Linked DNA regions of Homo sapiens: region 1 is linked to region 2. A link is an interaction called in ENCODE POLR2A ChIA-PET data of the cell type or tissue named here. Cell type or tissue: MCF 10A. All regions are shown on one strand. Links, peaks and the distances in the headings refer to the core of each region. The heading gives the core; the rest is flanking DNA.

Region 1 (8,333 bases), core at 247-8,246, 65 kb before region 2:
GATAATATCCTGCAGAGTGTTTTCCAACTTGGTTCCATTCTCCCCGTCACTTTCAGGTACACCAATCAGACGTAGATTTGGTCTTTTCACATAGTCCCATATTTCTTGGAGGCTTTGTTCATTTCTTTTTATTCTTTTTTCTCTAAACTTCCCTTCTTGCTTCATTTCATTCATTTCATCTTCCATCACTGATACCCTTTCTTCCAGTTGATCGCATTGGCTCCTGAGGCTTCTGCATTCTTCACGTAGTTCTCGAGCCTTGGCTTTCAGCTCCATCAGCTCCTTTAAGCACTTCTCTGTATTGGTTATTCTAGTTATACATTCGTCTAAATTTTTTTCAAAGTTTTTAACTGCTTTGCCTTTGGTTTGAATTTCCTCCTGTAGCTCGGAGTAGTTTGATCGTCTGAAGCCTTCTTCTCTCAACTCATCAAAGTCATTTTCCGTCCAGCTTTGTTCCGTTGCTGGTGAGGAACTGTGTTCCTTTGGAGGAGGAGAGGCGCTCTGCTTTTTAGAGTTTCCAGTCTTTCCGCTCTGTTTTTTCCTCATCTTTGTGGTTTTATCTACTTTTGGTCTTTCATGATGGTGATGTAAAGATGGGTTTTTGGTGTGGATGTCCTTTCTGTTTGTTAGTTTTCCTTCTAACAGACACGACCCTCAGCTGCAGGTCTGTTGGAGTTTGCTAGAGGTCCACTCCAGACCCTGTTTGCCTGGATATCAGCAGCGGTGGCTGCAGAACAGTGGATTTTCGTGAACCGTGAATGCTGCTGTCTGATCATTCCTCTGGAAGTTTTGTCTCAGAGGAGTACCCGGCCGTGTGAGGTGTCAGTCTGCCCCTACTGGGGGGTGCCTCCCAGTTAGGCTGCTTGGGGGTTAGGGGTCAGGGACCCACTTGAGGAGGCAGTCTGCCCGTTCTCAGATCTCCAGCTACATGCTGGGAGAACCACTGCTCTCTTCAAAGCTGTCAGACAGGGACATTTAAGTCTGCAGGGTTACTGCTGTCTTTTTGTTTGTCTGTGCCCTGCCCCCAGAGGTGGAGCCTACAGAGGCAGGCAGGCCTCCTTGAGCTGTGGTGGGCTCCACCCAGTTTGAGCTTCCCAGCTGCTTTGTTTACCTAAGCAAGCCTGGGCAATGGCGGGCGCTCCTCCCCCAGCCTCGCTGCCGCCTTGCAGTTTGATCTCAGTCTGCTGTGCTAGCAATAGCGAGACTCCGTGGGCGTAGGACCCTCCGAGCCATGTGCAGGATATAATCTCCTGGTGCGCCGTTTTTTAAGCCCGTCGGAAAAGCGCAGTATTAGGGTGGGAATGACCCGACTTTCCAGGTGCCATGTGTCACTGCTTTCTTTGACTAGGAAAGGGAACTCCCTGACCCCTTGTGCTTCCCGAGTGAGGCAATGCCTCGCCCTGCTTTGGCTTGCACACAGTGCGCTGCACCCACTGTCCTGCGCCCACTGTCTGGCACTCCCTAGTGAGATGAACCCGGTACCTCAGATGGAAATGCAGAAATCACCCATCTTCTGTGTCGCTCACACTGGGAGCTGTAGACCGGAGCTATTCCTATTCGGCCATCTTGGCTGCCTAACTCTTTTGTCACTTTAAATATGTCATCCCACTGCCTTCTGGCCTCCATGATTTCTGATGAGAAATCAGCTGTTAATCTTATTGCAGATCCATTGTAGATGATGTGTGGCTTTTCCTCCTTTCAGAATTCTCTTTGTCTTTTGAAAATTTGGTGATAATGTGTCTAGGTGCAGGTCTCTTTGAATTTATTCTACTTGAATTTTGTGAAGCTTCTTGAATGCGTAGGTTAATGTTTTTCATAAAATTTAGACATTTTAGCTATTATTTTATCAAATATTCTTTCCATCTCTTTCTTCCCTCTTCTGAGACTTCCAGTGGGTGCATATTGGTATACTTGATGGTGCTCCACATGTCCCTGAAGTTCTGTTCATTTTTGTTGTTCTTTCTGTTCCTCAAATTGTATAATCTTAATTGACTTATCTTCAAGTTTACTATTCTTTCTTCTGCCTGACCAAATCTGATGTTAAGTCCCTCTAATGAATTTTTTATTTCAGTTATTGTACTTTTTAACTCTAGAATTTCTAGTTTTTTTGTTTGTTTGTTTTTACTATTTCTAGCTCGCTCTCTCTCTTTTTTTATTTTTATTTTTTGGATGGAGTGTCACTCTGTCACCCAGGCTGGAGTGCAGTGGTGCAATCTTGGCCGAGTTCACTCCAGCCTGAGTGACAGAGTGAGACTCCATCTCAAAAAAAAATGGAAAAGAAAAGAAAAGAAAGAAAATGGTTAAACCTCAGTAACAACAGCAAGCTTTGTGGCATTTTAACTTGCCTTAGTCTCATTCCTCTATCCCCATACTCATGGTTGCTCTGAAAACTAATAGCCACACACTGCAACCTCCACCTTTCAGGTTCAAGCAATTTTCCTGCCTGATTTCTAGCTCTTTATTGATCATTCTTATATTTTTCTTTAGACATGGTTTCCTGTAGTTCCTTGCATACATTTAAAATAGTTGATGTAATGTCTTTTTCTATTAATAGTAAATCTAATGTATCAACTTCCTTCCAAGGTCAGACAGAGGTAAGAACTTAAGGTCTTTTGGGGTCTTTCCTGGGCATTTACATGGTACTGGGTATGCGCACATCCCTATGCATTCATGTAATCTTCTAGTTTCCCGAGAATATTTGGAGCTTTTCAAACCACCAATGGGTGTCTCATTTGCCAGCTTTTCCTTTTAATTTTTTTGGCTCATGTATTATTTGTTTGTTTGCCCCAACTGTTATCACTGCCTCAGACAGCTGTGATCTTAAACAATTGCTACTACTTTTGACAAATGTCCCAGGGAAAAGGCTATTTGCACTGAGATCTGAGACTGGTCAAAGATAAAAACTGTGAGTGGGTTTTTCCAGATAACTTCCAGGGAGGTAAAATAATGACAGTTTATGTGAATTAAGATTTGGAGAAGCTCCAACCTTTTTCTGTGCCCTTTAGAGGCTGCTAGGCTACTGTTTTTCACAATAATTGTGTGGCTATTGGTTTTCAGAGCAACCACGAGTATGGGGATAGAGGAATGAGACTAAGGCAAGTCAAAATGCCACAAAGCTTGCTGTTGTTACTGAGGTTTAACCATTTTCTTTCTTTTCTTTTCCTTTTTTTTTTTATGAGATGGAGTCTCACTCTGTCGCTCAGGCTGGAATACAGTGGTGCGATCTCGGCTCACTGCAACCTCTGCCTCCTGGGTTCATACAATTCTTCTCCCTCAGCCTCCCAAGTAGCTGGGACTACAGGTGCATGCCACCACACCCGGCTAATTTTTGTATTTTTAGTAGAGATGGGGTTTCACCATATTGGCCAGGCTGGTCTTGAACTCCTGACCTCATGATCCACCCGCCTCAGCTTCCCAAAGTGCTGGGATTACAGGTGTGAGCCACCACGCCTGGCCTTAATCATTTTCTTAAATAAATACTCCCCAGATTATTGCAAGCCTTTGGTTAATTACCAGGTTCTGAAAAAGTTGGTTTTGACAATTTTTGGTGTTCTTATGGTATTTATATAGAGGGGAAGATTTCCAGAGGTCCTTGCTCTGTCATTTCTGCTGATGTTACTGCCTCCATTGCTTCTTGAAATTTGTTTGTTGACAGGAAGTCAGATAGTAATTTGATTCTTGTTAATTTTAGGTACTTTGTTTTTAGGCATTATGAACTTTTACCATAATATGTCCAGGTTGGTCCTTTCATTCAAGGACACGTGCATTTCCTCAGCTATAGGAAATTTTCTTCTATCATTTCTTTAGTGAGTTCCTCTCTTAGATTCTCTTTCTTCTGGATGTACCCTCCATGTTTTTGTCATACGTTTAATCTCTTTATCCTGTTATTTTTTCTGGAGGAGTTTCTCTACTCTACCTCTTTGCTAAGTCTATCTTATGCTGTGTCTATCTGCTGGTCAGCCCACCTGCTGGGTTTTGATGACTTTCATTTTTGAAGGTTAGTTCTTTTCTTAGTTGTAATTCATCCTCTCTGTCACAGTAAGGGTTTTCTTCAAATCTTTCCTGGTTTATGATTGTGTATTCCTTTCTGATTTGAGAGGCCCAGAAGGTGTGTCTGAGAATGCACTGCGTCTGGCAGTAGGGCAGGACATGGGGCCGGGCAGGTGAGTCAGTGGAGTCTTCTGGACAAGATGCTTCCCCTCCTTCTGGGTGAGGCCAACCACCAGAAACATTGCTCTCTTTCTCTGTGCAAACACTGGGTATGGACGCCTCTGGGGCTTGCTGTGCCTACTGTTTGGCATGCATGTGCATGTGTGTGTGTGTGCATGTGTTTGTGTTTGTGTGCATGTGTGTTTGTGTGCGTGTGAATGAGAGCACCTGCCTGACGGTCCTACTGTGATGTCCCACCAGCTCTGATCGTGGCCCAGAACCACCCTGGTCTGCACAAGCTCCCAATATCCTCTTCATCTGATTTAAGGAGTCATCCCCACTCCATGCAACTGCCTCTCCTGGATGTGATTTGTATTCATTACTCTGATTTGATCTGTCTTCTGTCTTTCAGGAATGGCTCATTATTTCTGGCTAGATGCTGCCTTTCTTTATTTACCTTCACTGTTTCCAATTCACTTATTTAAAATTATTTTCTGTCATTTCTAGTGACTTGGTGTGGGGGAGTGTGGGCTGTGGCGTGTCTTCAGTCACCCTTCTTTATTCACCCTTCTCAGGTGATTTTGTCAAAGTCATTTGAGATTTTCCTGTGGACTATGAATTCAGAGAAACTACTCATTGATAATCAGAGGAGGAGATAACTTTTGCCCCCAATATCTTTGTAAATGTTGAGAATTTCAAACCTGAAGGCAGAGAAAGCATGGCTTTGGGCCATCCACTTCACTAAAATGCAAACGTTCCTTATCCATAGTTAAGGGCTACTTTCCCTCGGAAGCTTCTCTCTTGACTGCCGACTACCTCGTTGCTGGAGAACTTCAGTGGCCTAACCTAAGACGGCCCCTTCTTGGCTGAGGGCCACTGTTTTAAAGCTTTGCAATTTTAGGGAGCGGTCTGGGTGGAGTCTTGTAACTGCACCCCGAAACATTTCCCACGCACTGGCTGCGTTGATGGCTGTTGGTGTCTGCGGTTCTCTGTTTCGGCCCGTGAAGGCAGAAGCATTGCTTGTGTTGAGAAAGCCCTGACTCACCCCGCAGCCTCTGGCTGTGGTTTGCTCACACGTGTTTCTAGACCTCTGGGGCTGGCATTTTTTGTGAATTATTTCAAGTTCATTCCTGTTCCTCGGGCTCACCTCTGTGCAAGTGCTTGCTTGCCCTGCATGCCTAAAATGGCAGAAGGACCTCAACTCCACCTGATAACTTGTCAGTGATTGTTTGTTCTAGGCTTTTCCAGCACTACTGCATTATCATCTCCATGTTTGTGCAACGTAATCATAAAGATACGTTGTACTTCTCTGGAACTTTCCCCTGAGGAACTTTTGAACATCTAAAGACGATAGTTTTGTAATCCTTGTAATTTTCCAGTCTGAGGTAAATGTTTCTTTGTTAATTTTTAAGGAAATGACTATGACTTTGATGATAGCACCCTGAGCTTTTAATTTTACCGTAAAACAGAAGAACTCTGTATCCTGAGCCTGTGTAGAAATGAGGCATATCATACTTATAGGCGTGTGGATATGTGTACAGACATCTTTCACTTAATGATATTTTGGCAAAGTTGACTACAGGCTATTTGTCATAAAACTTATTCTATTTCCTGCAATACTTTTTTATATGAAATTAAAGATATATTTTTCCAGAAGAAAAACTTCTAACAGAAAATATCCAGATTTTGTGAGGCAGGACTAAGGAGAGAGTTTAGCTCTATGGTGTCTAAAATGGTAGTTCTTGTTTTTGTTTTTATTTTTATTTTTATTTTGAGATGGCGTTTCGCTCTTGTTGCCCAGGCTGGAGTGCAGTGGCGTGATTTCAGCTTACTGCAACCTCTGTCTCCTAGATTCAAGTGATTCTCCTGCCTCAGCCTCCCACGTAGCTGGGATTACAGGCACCCACCACCATGCCCGGCCACTTTTGTATCTTTAATAGAGATGGGGTTTCACCATGTTGGTCAGGCTGGTCTTGAACTCCTGACCTCAAGTGATCTGCCCACCTCGGCCTCCCAAAGTGCTAGGATTACAGGTGTGAGCCATGGGACCAGGCCTAGAATGGTAGTTCTTAGCCATGTCTGCGCACTAGAATCACTTGGAAAACTTTCTGAAAAATACTGGTGCTTGCAATCTTTAAAGACTAGGAGCAGACCAGTGCTGCCTGGGGCTGGGGTGAGGATGGGGGCTAACTACACATTGGCACTAGGAGACTTGTTGGGGAGAAGGGAAGGTTCTACATATTCTAGATTGTGCTGCTGATTATACAACTATATATCTTAATAAAAAATCATTACACTTACAAGGGTGAATTTTATGGTATGCAAATTATATCTTAATAAAACTCTTAAAAAAGCCGGCCTAGGTGTCACTTCAGAGTAATTAAGTCAGAATCTCTAGAGGTAGAACCTTGGCAACTTTTTCAAAAGTTTCCTAAGTGCAGCCTGGGGAGGAATAACCACTGGCCTAAAACCTTGTTTGCCTCAGTAAGACAATCCTGCCCTAAGGCCAAGAACCTTCCAGACAAATACTACTTAGTAACGCAATTTGGGTTTTCTGAGTATCCCTTAGAGTAATTAAGGCTCCTAAGACTTAGATATGAAGATGGCTGATGCATCTGGCCTACAGTTCTATGGTGAAAATATAAGCAAATGACTGGATGAGTTATTGTAATTTTTTCTGGGGAAACGCCCCTCCTCACGTGCCTGGTGATTATCTGCCTAGTCAGGGCCAGGACGAGGGTAAGGCAAGTGAAACACTCACTTTAGGCACAAAATTTAAGGGGGATACCAAAAAAACTCAATAAATGAGATAAATACTATTGTAGGGCAATCAAAATTGGTAAAAAAAAAATATTGATGATGAACAGAATATCAACATATTAAATAAAGGCAGGATCCTTCTAGTCTCCCCAAGAAGGTGTGGTATCTGTCCTCTCCTCCTCAGAGTCAGGGCCACATTTAGCTGGTTCTGTAAGAAGGGCCTGATGGCTGTCTGGGCCTGAAACAGGAGGACTCACCCCCAGTCCTTGCTGCTGCTGTTGTGCCTGTGGGTGCACAGATGTCCTGTCTTTCTTCTTGTTGAAAGATAAGGCAGCCAGCTTTCTGGAGACCTGTGGGTTCCTGAAATACCACAAATGTGCACTGAGCCCTGACTGGGTAGTAAGAAACAATTCCTTACTCTCCTTTTTTCTCCCCAGGGCACGGGAGAGTAGGTGTGGTCTCCAAGGTTGTCTGTGCTTCTATTTGTATTCTGTAGGCCTCTGTCTCTCTATAAAGAATCCCTTCTTGGTATCCAAACCTGGAGCTAGAAAATAAGTCTCTAGTTCATAAATTTATGGTATCATCCAGGGGATGGATCCAGGTTTTCTGGAATGTGAAGCCTATCTCATTTTGGAGGATTTCCTTAAGAAAAATAATACAAATTTATAAATACAAAATTAAATTTAGGGCTTTGGAAGGGGCCCCTTGCAAATGAAGGGCACTTAAGCTACATTACCCTTATGGCAAAATTGTCTCTGATCTCACTTTAATATTTTATTTTCCTTATAGCATTGCAGGATTTCTTTCTGCAATTCACAGCTCCATCTGCCCAGAGGCCTTAGGAGTATGTCTCAAGTCTTGTCTTTCAATTTCCTTTTTTTGAGACAGAGTCTTGCTCTGTCGCCCAGGCTGGAGTGCAGTGGCGCAATCTCGGCTTACTGCAACCTCCGCCTCCTGGGTTCACACCATTCTCCTGCCTCAGCCTCTCCGATTAGCTAGGACTACAGGCACCTGCCACCACGCCCGGCTAATTTTTTTGTATTTTTAGTAGAGATGGGGTTTCACTGTGGTCTTGATCTCCTGACCTCATGATCCGCCCGCCTCAGCCTCCCAGACGGCTGGGATTACAAGCGTGAGCCACCACGCCCAGCTGTCTTTCAATTTCATAATTCCAAAAGCCCTAGTATTTTTTCTTTTGTGAGATAGCGAAATACTTAAGAGAATTAGTTATAGCATCGAACTGGCTGATTTTATATCCTGGCTCTGCCAAACTACTTGTATGAGTTGGGAAAATTATTTAGTCTTTTTGCCTCTATTTTGGGCTCTGATCTTACCTCATAGGGTTTTGTTGGGGAAGGACTAAATGAGATAATGTGTATGTGGGGTGAAGAACAATCCCAGACAGATAGAAGACAATAAATGTT
Region 2 (8,333 bases), core at 113-8,112:
ATAGTACCTTTCTATGTTCTGGCCACTGTGCATGCACAATCTTATTAACTCTGCAAATAGCCCTATGGAGTGAGTATCACTATTACCACCCCATACTAGAGACGGAGAAACTGAGGCTTAAAGAGGTTAAGAAAGCCAGATCTGCCTATTTGGGAACAAAAATTTCTAACTGGTTGTTCCATAAGCCAGATAATTATGTCAATGAGATAAATTACTGCAAGGGTCTGGATTTGCCACACGTCAGATTAACCCCCTGAATCATCAGTTATGTATAGTAAAAAGTGTGTGTAAAAAAGTGAAGGATAAATGGGGTGGGAGGAATGGAAATCTGGTAGACCTTATAAAATACAACTGTACTGGAAAAGCTGCTTCTCCAAGTGACTTGCTTTTCCCGGGGCACAGATTGGCTCAAAGAGGGTGGAGGCAGCTGGCAGCTTCTCTTGGCAGACCAACAGGGCTGGCTGTGGGGAGGCCCCTGGGAAGAGCAAATCCCTGTCTGCTGGGAATGTTGGTTTTGTAATTAAATTAAGGGTAAGGGAAACTATACTGAAAATTCTGCTTGGTGGCTCAGAATTTGAACTTCACTGCTTCTGTTTGTTGTTGCTGTAGCTAGTATAATAAAAATTCAGAATTTTTCTTTTCTCTCTTTTTTTTTGAGACTGGAGTCTCGCTCTGTCGCCCAGGCTGGAGTGCAGTGGCGCGATCTTGGCTCACTGCAAGCTCTGCCTCCCGGGTTCACGCCATTCTCCTGCCTCAGCCTCCCGAGTAGCAGGGACTACAGGCACCTGCCACCATGCCCAGCTAATTTCTTTTTGTATTTTTAGTGGAGATGGGGTTTCACCATGTTAGCCAGGATGGTCTTGATCTCCTGACCTCGTGATCCGCCCGCCTCGGCCTCCCAAAGTGTCTTTTTTCTTTTTAAGGACAGTTATGAGGTAGAAATTCAAAAAAGTCCATATAAGCTGGGCATGGTGGCTTACGCCTGTGGTCCCAGCACTTTGAGAGGCCAAGGTGGGTGGATCACTTGAGGTCAGGAGTTCGAGACCAGCCTGGCCAACATGGTGAAACCCTGTCACTACTAAAAATACAAAAACTAGCCAGGCATGGTGGTATGTGCCTGCAATCCCAGCTACTCTGGAGGCTGAGGCAAGAGAATCACTTGAACCCAGGAGGTGGAGGTTGCAGTGAGCCGAGATCACGCCACTGCACTCCAGCCTGGGCAACAGAGCGAGACTGCATCTTAGAAAAACAAACAAACAAACAAACAAAAACTAAAGAAGTCTACATTTGCTTTAACTCTCTCCCCCACCTTCCACAATTATACACAAGAGTTAGTTGTAGACATGCTAAAACTTTACCCCTTCAGCATATATCTCCTAAAAGCAAGTCATTTTCCTGTCATCTCTTACAATATAACATTGATGATTGATAGAATGCCGTTATCCAATATATGGCACACATTGAAATTTCCCAGTTGTCCCAATAATGTTTTTTATAGAATTTTAAAACAATTTCTGATCCAGGATCCAATCAAGGTCATGCATTGCAGTTATTTTTAGGTCTCTTTAGCTTCCTTTAATCTGGAACATTTCTTGACATTTTTTTTTCATTCTTGATGTCACTGACGTTTTTGAAGTGTCCAAGTGAGTTGCTTTATAGCATGTCTCTCAATTTGGATTCAACAGACTGTTTTCTTTTTTTGAGACAGAGTCTCGCTCTGTCGCCCAGGCTGGAGTGCAGTGGCGCAATCTCCACTCACTGCAAGCTCCACCCCTCCGGGTTCACGCCATTCTCCTGCCTCAGCCTCCCGAGTAGGTGGGACTACAGGGGCCCACCACCATGCCTGGCTAATTTTTTTGTATTTTTAGTAGAGACGGGGTTTCACTGTGTTAGCCAGAATGGTCTCGATCTCCTGATCTCGTGATCTGCCCACCTCGGCCTCCCAAAGTGCTGGGATTACAGGCGTGAGCCACCGCACCCAGCCTCAACAGACGGTTTTCTAATTTTAAATTCATGAGACTCAGTTGAGACAGTCAAGTGACCTAGCTGGCATTTTTTATATACGTGTTATTTACATGCAAATATAAATGTAGAATGATACACTATAAAATTCATGTAAGTACATGATAAGAACATTTAAATGATTTAAAAAGTACAAAGTAACAAGAGAAGTTCCTTTGTCAATGGTGACAACATTAACAGGTTTTTGTGTTCTATCCTGAAACACATTTATGTATATACCAGCCATATCCCTCTCCATGTTTAACAAAAGGAGGCGGGCAATAAAAGGCACAGACGCTGTGGTCCAGTAAAGGGCCATTCCCAGGGCGGAATGAACCTTGTAGTTTTTCCTGGCTTGATGAGCATCGCATGTGACTGCTTTCCATCCCCGTTGTGAGAAGCCTTCGTGAGCTTGTATTGAGACAGCAACCTTTTGCTGACTAATACCAACCAAGGGCAGTATACTTGATATTACCTAGTCAAATATAACCCTTATGGGGTTGATTGGAGAAAACTGGTGGTCAATTAACTCTGAGAAGCATTTAACGAAGTACAAGATTATAAGCTGAACTCAGGAATGGCAGCCTTTGCTAAAAGTAAGGGTTAGGATGGTTTCCTTTTTTTTTTTTTTTCCAAAAAAACCTCAGGCTCTCTTTAAAAATATGATAAAATTCATGACATAAAATTTACCATCAGAGACATTTAGTACATTCTCAATGGTGTGCAACCATCAGTGTGATCTAGTTCCAAAATATTTTCATCGCCCCAAAAGGAAACCTTGTATCTGTTAGCAGTCACTCTGATTTCTCTCTCCCGTCAGTCCTTGTTAACCAGGAATCTGCTTCTATCTCTATGGATTTGCCAATTTGGCATTTCACAGAATCATACAATATGTGGCCTTCTGTGACTTGAAAACACATAATGTTTTCAAGCTTCATCTATGTTGTTGCGTGTATCAGCACTTCATTCCTTTTCCTGGCTGAATAGTGTGGCTAAATGTGGCATGGATAACCACCTTGTAAAATCCATTCATCAGTCGATGGCCTATTTCTAAATATTGCTGTAAACCTTGGATTGAAGGGAGCCTCCTGCATAGGAGTTTTAAAATCACAAAATCATGAACTGTCAACAGTCTCCTTAGGTCAGCAGTTAAGTATGCCAAAAAATAAATTGTTTAAAAATCATCAGGTCCCTGCTACTAACAGCCGATAGTGCTCTGAAAGGTAAAAGGCAGAAGGACTTGTCCAGAATGTAGAGGCTTTAGGATCTGTGACAATAGTGATCTGTCTTCTTACACCACTAACCTCCTCTGCAGCCCCTCTTGGGTGATAGGCCCTGAGACATCCAAGCTGCTGAAATAATCCCGAGTCTTGAGTCAGATGGAGCAGAATGGTCGCTCCTCACAGGGCAGCTTAGGGAAGGGGCAGCCACAGGCACCTCAGGTGATGCTGGTTCCCTCGTTACTGCAGATATGTGCTTCCCTTTTCTGTGTATCATTAGAAAAAAACCCAGAAAACATCCTCATCTTTGAACAAAAGATTTAAGAATTTCTCTTGTGAATAAGATATTGCTGGCTGCTTACTTCAACCTAGATCTTTACTGTGGTTGTGTGTGTCTAGAATCATCTAGACAGGGATTAGCAAGAAACTCTTTAAGAATTCATGTGCTGGCTAATGATGGAAAATCCCGGGATTTAAAAGGAGCAGGGGAAAAACCGCCTGACTTGCTTTCTAGACAGATGCAAAATCTTCACCTTCCCTAAACGTCTTGAGTCCCATCGTGGGGCAGGGAGTGAAGGAAGGCCAAGCCCTAAGAGCAGGAAGATATGTCAAATTGCTGAGACCTTGGTGGCCCTGAGCATTGTTTAAGAGAAGAAGCCTGACAAAGAATAATCGATTGCCCCCTCTTCCTCCCCAGCTTGTCTCAGCTTTTCCATACTTAGCATTTTAAAGACTTGAACAAGAAAGGAGAGCCTGCAGGGAGCCGAAATCAGTGTAGCTGGCCTTTCATATCCTCAGGTTCTGCATCCCTGGATTCAACTAACCGAGGATTGAAAATATTCGAAAAAGAGAATTGTGTCTGTATTGAACTGTACAGACTTTTTTCCTTGTCATTATTTCCCAAACAATATACTACAACTATTTACAGAGCATTGACATTGTAATAGGTATTATAAGTAATCTAGAGATGATTTAAAGTATACAAGAGGATGTCTGTAGGTTATATGCAAATATTACACCATTTTATAGAGGGAACTTGAGCATCCTTGAATTTTGGTGTCTGAGGTTGCGGGTCCAGGAAACAATCAGACAGTGAGGGAGGACTGTCTAGGCAACAAGAAAAAGGGCATCCTGAAAGGGGGCCTAAGGCCCGCTTTCTGTACTTTTGATGGTGTAAATCTGATGCTCTGGAGAGATTGTTTTTTGTTTCCCCAGCCAACTGTGCCCTCCTCACCCATGTCCTTTTCTCTCTTTTGTCATTTATCCACCCATTCTTTTCTTTTCAAGTCCTTCTCAAAATCCTGACAGTTACATCCCTCCTTGGCTAAGACATTCACTAGCAGGTGGGGCTTTCTTCCTTCTCCATGGACCACAGCTGCCCATGACCAATACATCAAGTTCTGTATCCGTTGTCTTTCCAAAGCCTCTAGGTCAAGGCCAGCTAGTGCAGAAGGAGGAAAATACTTTCTGGTTACCTGTCTTTAGCTTTAAAGGTTCTGGAATATTAAAAACAATCAGCACAGGCTTTTCTACAGCATGTTTTTGAGACCCACTTGAGAATTTGGGTGGGGTTCGAAGAAACCAAATGTCTGGCCTATCCCAGGGGATATTAGTCACCCAAATGATGTTTCAGGATATAAAAACATATTAGACAAGTTCATACATGGGAGTAAGTGTCAGAATGGCCACTCCTTGTTGAAGCTTGAGGTTTTAAAATTCTGATCTACTTTCTCAAAGAGTTTGTTTGTTTTAAAACTAAAAAGGCCAATGGAGAATAATTCTGGGAACTTTTTGAACATAATTTTTTTACTAAGGTGTAATAACAATTGAGAAAAAGGGAAGGGGAGTGCAAGAAAGAGGTAGGCATGTCAAATATAGGTATAGACCCCAAACATCATCTCTGCATTAACTTGTGTACCATCTGCAGTTGGATGGCTGGGTTGGACTCTGGTCTTTGTATGTCAGGAGAGACTGAGAAAAATTTTAGAGAAAGACAAGCCTGGAGCCAAAGGGGCCATGGGGCTTTGGTATATACAAAAGGGGTTGCATTAGTATAATCTCAAGTTCTGAAAAGTTGGGCCGCTTCACAGAGTAAATTGCTGGACTTATTAAAGGCTATGAAGCAAATCAGTTACCCCAAAGGCCCTGGAAAAGTTGACAGGCTCCTAGTCACCAAATTCAGGAAGACTCAAGCAAGAAAGTCCTTGAGTCCTGATGGGACTAGATTCAGCCAATTAGAAAAAAAGTTTCTGTGTATAGAGACTGCTCAAATGTAAACAAAAAGATCCCAAATAATTGTGCAGGTTGGACAAGGAGACATTCTAAAAGAAAAAGTGGCTTTTATTTAAAAAAAAAAAAAAGGAATAAAGCTTATATTCTTCCAAGTCAGCATTGAGAGATGATTCCAGCAGCTAATGTTCCCATTCCTCTGGAGTTGTACCATCCATTATGGAAGCCATTAGCCATACGTAGTTACTGAGCACTCCAAATTGATGTGCATTGCGAGTATAATATACACACTGGATTTCAAAGACTTACCATGAAAAAAAGAATGTAAAATGTCTCATCAATAATTTTTTCATGTGGATTTGTTAAAGTAACATTTTAGAAATATTGGGTTAAAACTATACTAAGATTAATTTCACCCCTTAAGTTATTTTAACATGGCTACTTACATGTAAAACTTACTTATGTGGCTTATGTTATATTCTTATTGAACAGCATTGCTTTAGAGTCCTTTGTTAATAAACACTCATAGTCATGCTTAAGGGGAATGCTTCTCCTTTGTTAACATCAACACAAGCATGTGTAGTATGGGCCTACAGCGTGTCTAGAATGCCTGAAAGTTGATTTACTGAAGGTCAGGGTCATGCCACTAGGGCAGAAACACAGAGGGTCTTGTTGATGAAAGCGATGGATTTTAACCTTTCTGGAGCTGCTTTAATTATGACCCAGCTCCCCTCACTTGCAGGGTTCTAGAAGTAGTAGGTATCTAATAGTAGCATTGGGTTCTATCATTTACAGCACGTAGAACAGAGTCCATAGTAGACACTTTATAAGCACTCACTGTTACACTTTTCTCTGTAAAAATTAAACTCTATATAAATGGGTTTCCCTGACACTAATAGAATTCTCCATGAGTGTTTTTGCCCCAGTTTTTAAATGTAGGGAACAATGGCCCCTACTTTGCCTATCTATAAGCTGTCAGGGCCTGCTATTGACTGGGTCTGGTGCTTGAACCAATGCTGGAATGCAGATGCTCTTTCTAGGGAGTAAGGTTTGGACACAGTCTGTGGTTCCCTATGCCACTCGCTGGGTGGCTAGGATTGATCTTATTTCTGGGGCACCTACTTAAGCATTTGATGTAGTCTCCTTGTCTTACTTCCCTCATGTCCTCTCTGAGACCCTTGTCCTTTTTTGCTCTGGACATCTTGGGTCATGGTGTTCATCATGCTTTGGATCCCCCTTTAGCTGAAATGCCACCCCACCAATCACATGGCCCCTGCTCAATAAATGTGGCCACGTCCAATGGCAATTAATTTAAAATAATACAGAAATTTGGTTTTTAGCCAGCTATTAGCAACTAGGTACTGTGGATCTCAACCGTTCAGCTACTATTAAGATCATCCAGATCAGTGGCTCTGAATGAGAGAGAAACTTTGTAATGACGTGGGTGCATCTTCAAAGGACCCATTCTTAGAAAACCTGGGACCCATTCTTAGAAATCCTGATTTCATGGGTCTGGGATGCTACCTTGGGATCTGTACTTTTAAAAAGATCCCAAAGGCCGGGTGTGGTGCCTCATACATATAATCCCAGCACTTTGGGAATCTAAAGTGGGAGGATTACTTGAGCCCAGGAGTTCAAGACTAGCCTGGGAAACATGATGAAACCGTGTCTCTGCTAAAAATACAAAAAATTAGCTGGGTGTGGTATTGCATCCCTGTAGTCCCAGCTACTCGGGAGGCTGAGGTAGGAGGATCACTTGAGCCTGGGAAGCAAAGGTTGCAGTGAGCTGAGATAGCATCACTGCATACCAGCATGGGTGACAGATGTGACCATATCTCAACAACAACAACAACAACAAAAATCTCCCAATATGACTCAGGTGAATGCACTTGATTAAGAATTACAAGTGAGATAACAATGGGAATACATATTTTCTATCATTTTGGGTGTTTAAAATAATTTTTGGTGTGAAGATTAGATGGCTAATATTTTAGTTCAAACTTCATAGCATAACCATTTGTAGATTTTATAAATTAGCATACTCCCTGGCACATAGCAAGCAATAACTAAAAGATTGCTGAATTGATGACTGTCTTAGTCCATTTGCACTGCTGTAACAAAATGCCTGAGACTGGGCAATTTATAAAGAACAGAAATTTATTTCTCACATTTCTGGAGACTGGGAAGTCCGAGATCAGAACAGCAATGAATTTGGTGTCTGGTGAGGATCTTCTTACTGAGTCCTCCCGTAGTAGAAGAGTGGAAGAGCAAAAAGTGGCCTAAGCTAGTTCCATTCAACCCTTTATAAGGCACTAATCCATTCATGAGCCCTCACTGAAGCGGCATCATTGTCTGGGGTAAATACCTGTGGTTCATCGTCTCGTGCAGAGAAGGTTAACAACATGGACATACACACATGGAGTGAGTTAAAGAGTAGAAAGTTTAATAGGCAGAAGAAAGGAGAGAGGAGACTAGCTTTCTTGTGAAAGAGAGCCGTCTGATAGGGAAACATGGCAGACTGCAGCAGATATTATAGGCAAGGTTGAGATGCAGTGTCTGATTTACGTAGGGCCCACAGATTGGTTCAACCCGGTGTCACGTTTATTTATTATTATTTTTTAAAATTATACTTGAAGTTCTAGGGTACATATGCACAATGTGCAGGTTTGTTACATAGGTATACATGTGCCATGTTGGTTTGCTGCATCCATCAACTCATCATTTACATTAGGTATTTCTCCTAACGCTCTCCCTCCCCCAACCCCCTACTCCCCAACAGGCCCTGGTGTGTGATGTTCCCCTTCCTGTGTCCAAGTGTTCTCGTTGTTCAATTCCCACTTATGAGTGAGAACATGTGGTGTTTGATTTTCTGTTCTTGTGTTA

The links. Peaks named below come from ENCODE experiments on the same cell type or tissue, not always from the same donor. Only the 100,000 strongest peaks of a DNase experiment are listed, where the experiment ranks them.
Region 1: POLR2A ChIA-PET joins it to region 2 with 6 read pairs; 4 of 35 experiments call an interaction of 5 or more read pairs at or near these places.

The regions. Positions count from the first base shown.
Region 1 is chr2:172,191,843-172,200,175 of GRCh38, forward strand. No RefSeq gene overlaps it. Among named protein-coding and RNA genes, the nearest start is that of DLX2-DT, 93 kb to the left of the region's middle. In MCF 10A, for the core only: no CTCF peak of the experiment used is centred there; DNase peaks (open chromatin) are centred at 4,179 and 5,169.
Region 2 is chr2:172,256,648-172,264,980 of GRCh38, forward strand. All of the region lies in intron 1 of LOC107985960 (a long non-coding RNA gene), which reads left to right. Among named protein-coding and RNA genes, the nearest start is that of DLX2-DT, 160 kb to the left of the region's middle. In MCF 10A, for the core only: no CTCF peak of the experiment used is centred there; a DNase peak (open chromatin) is centred at 4,844.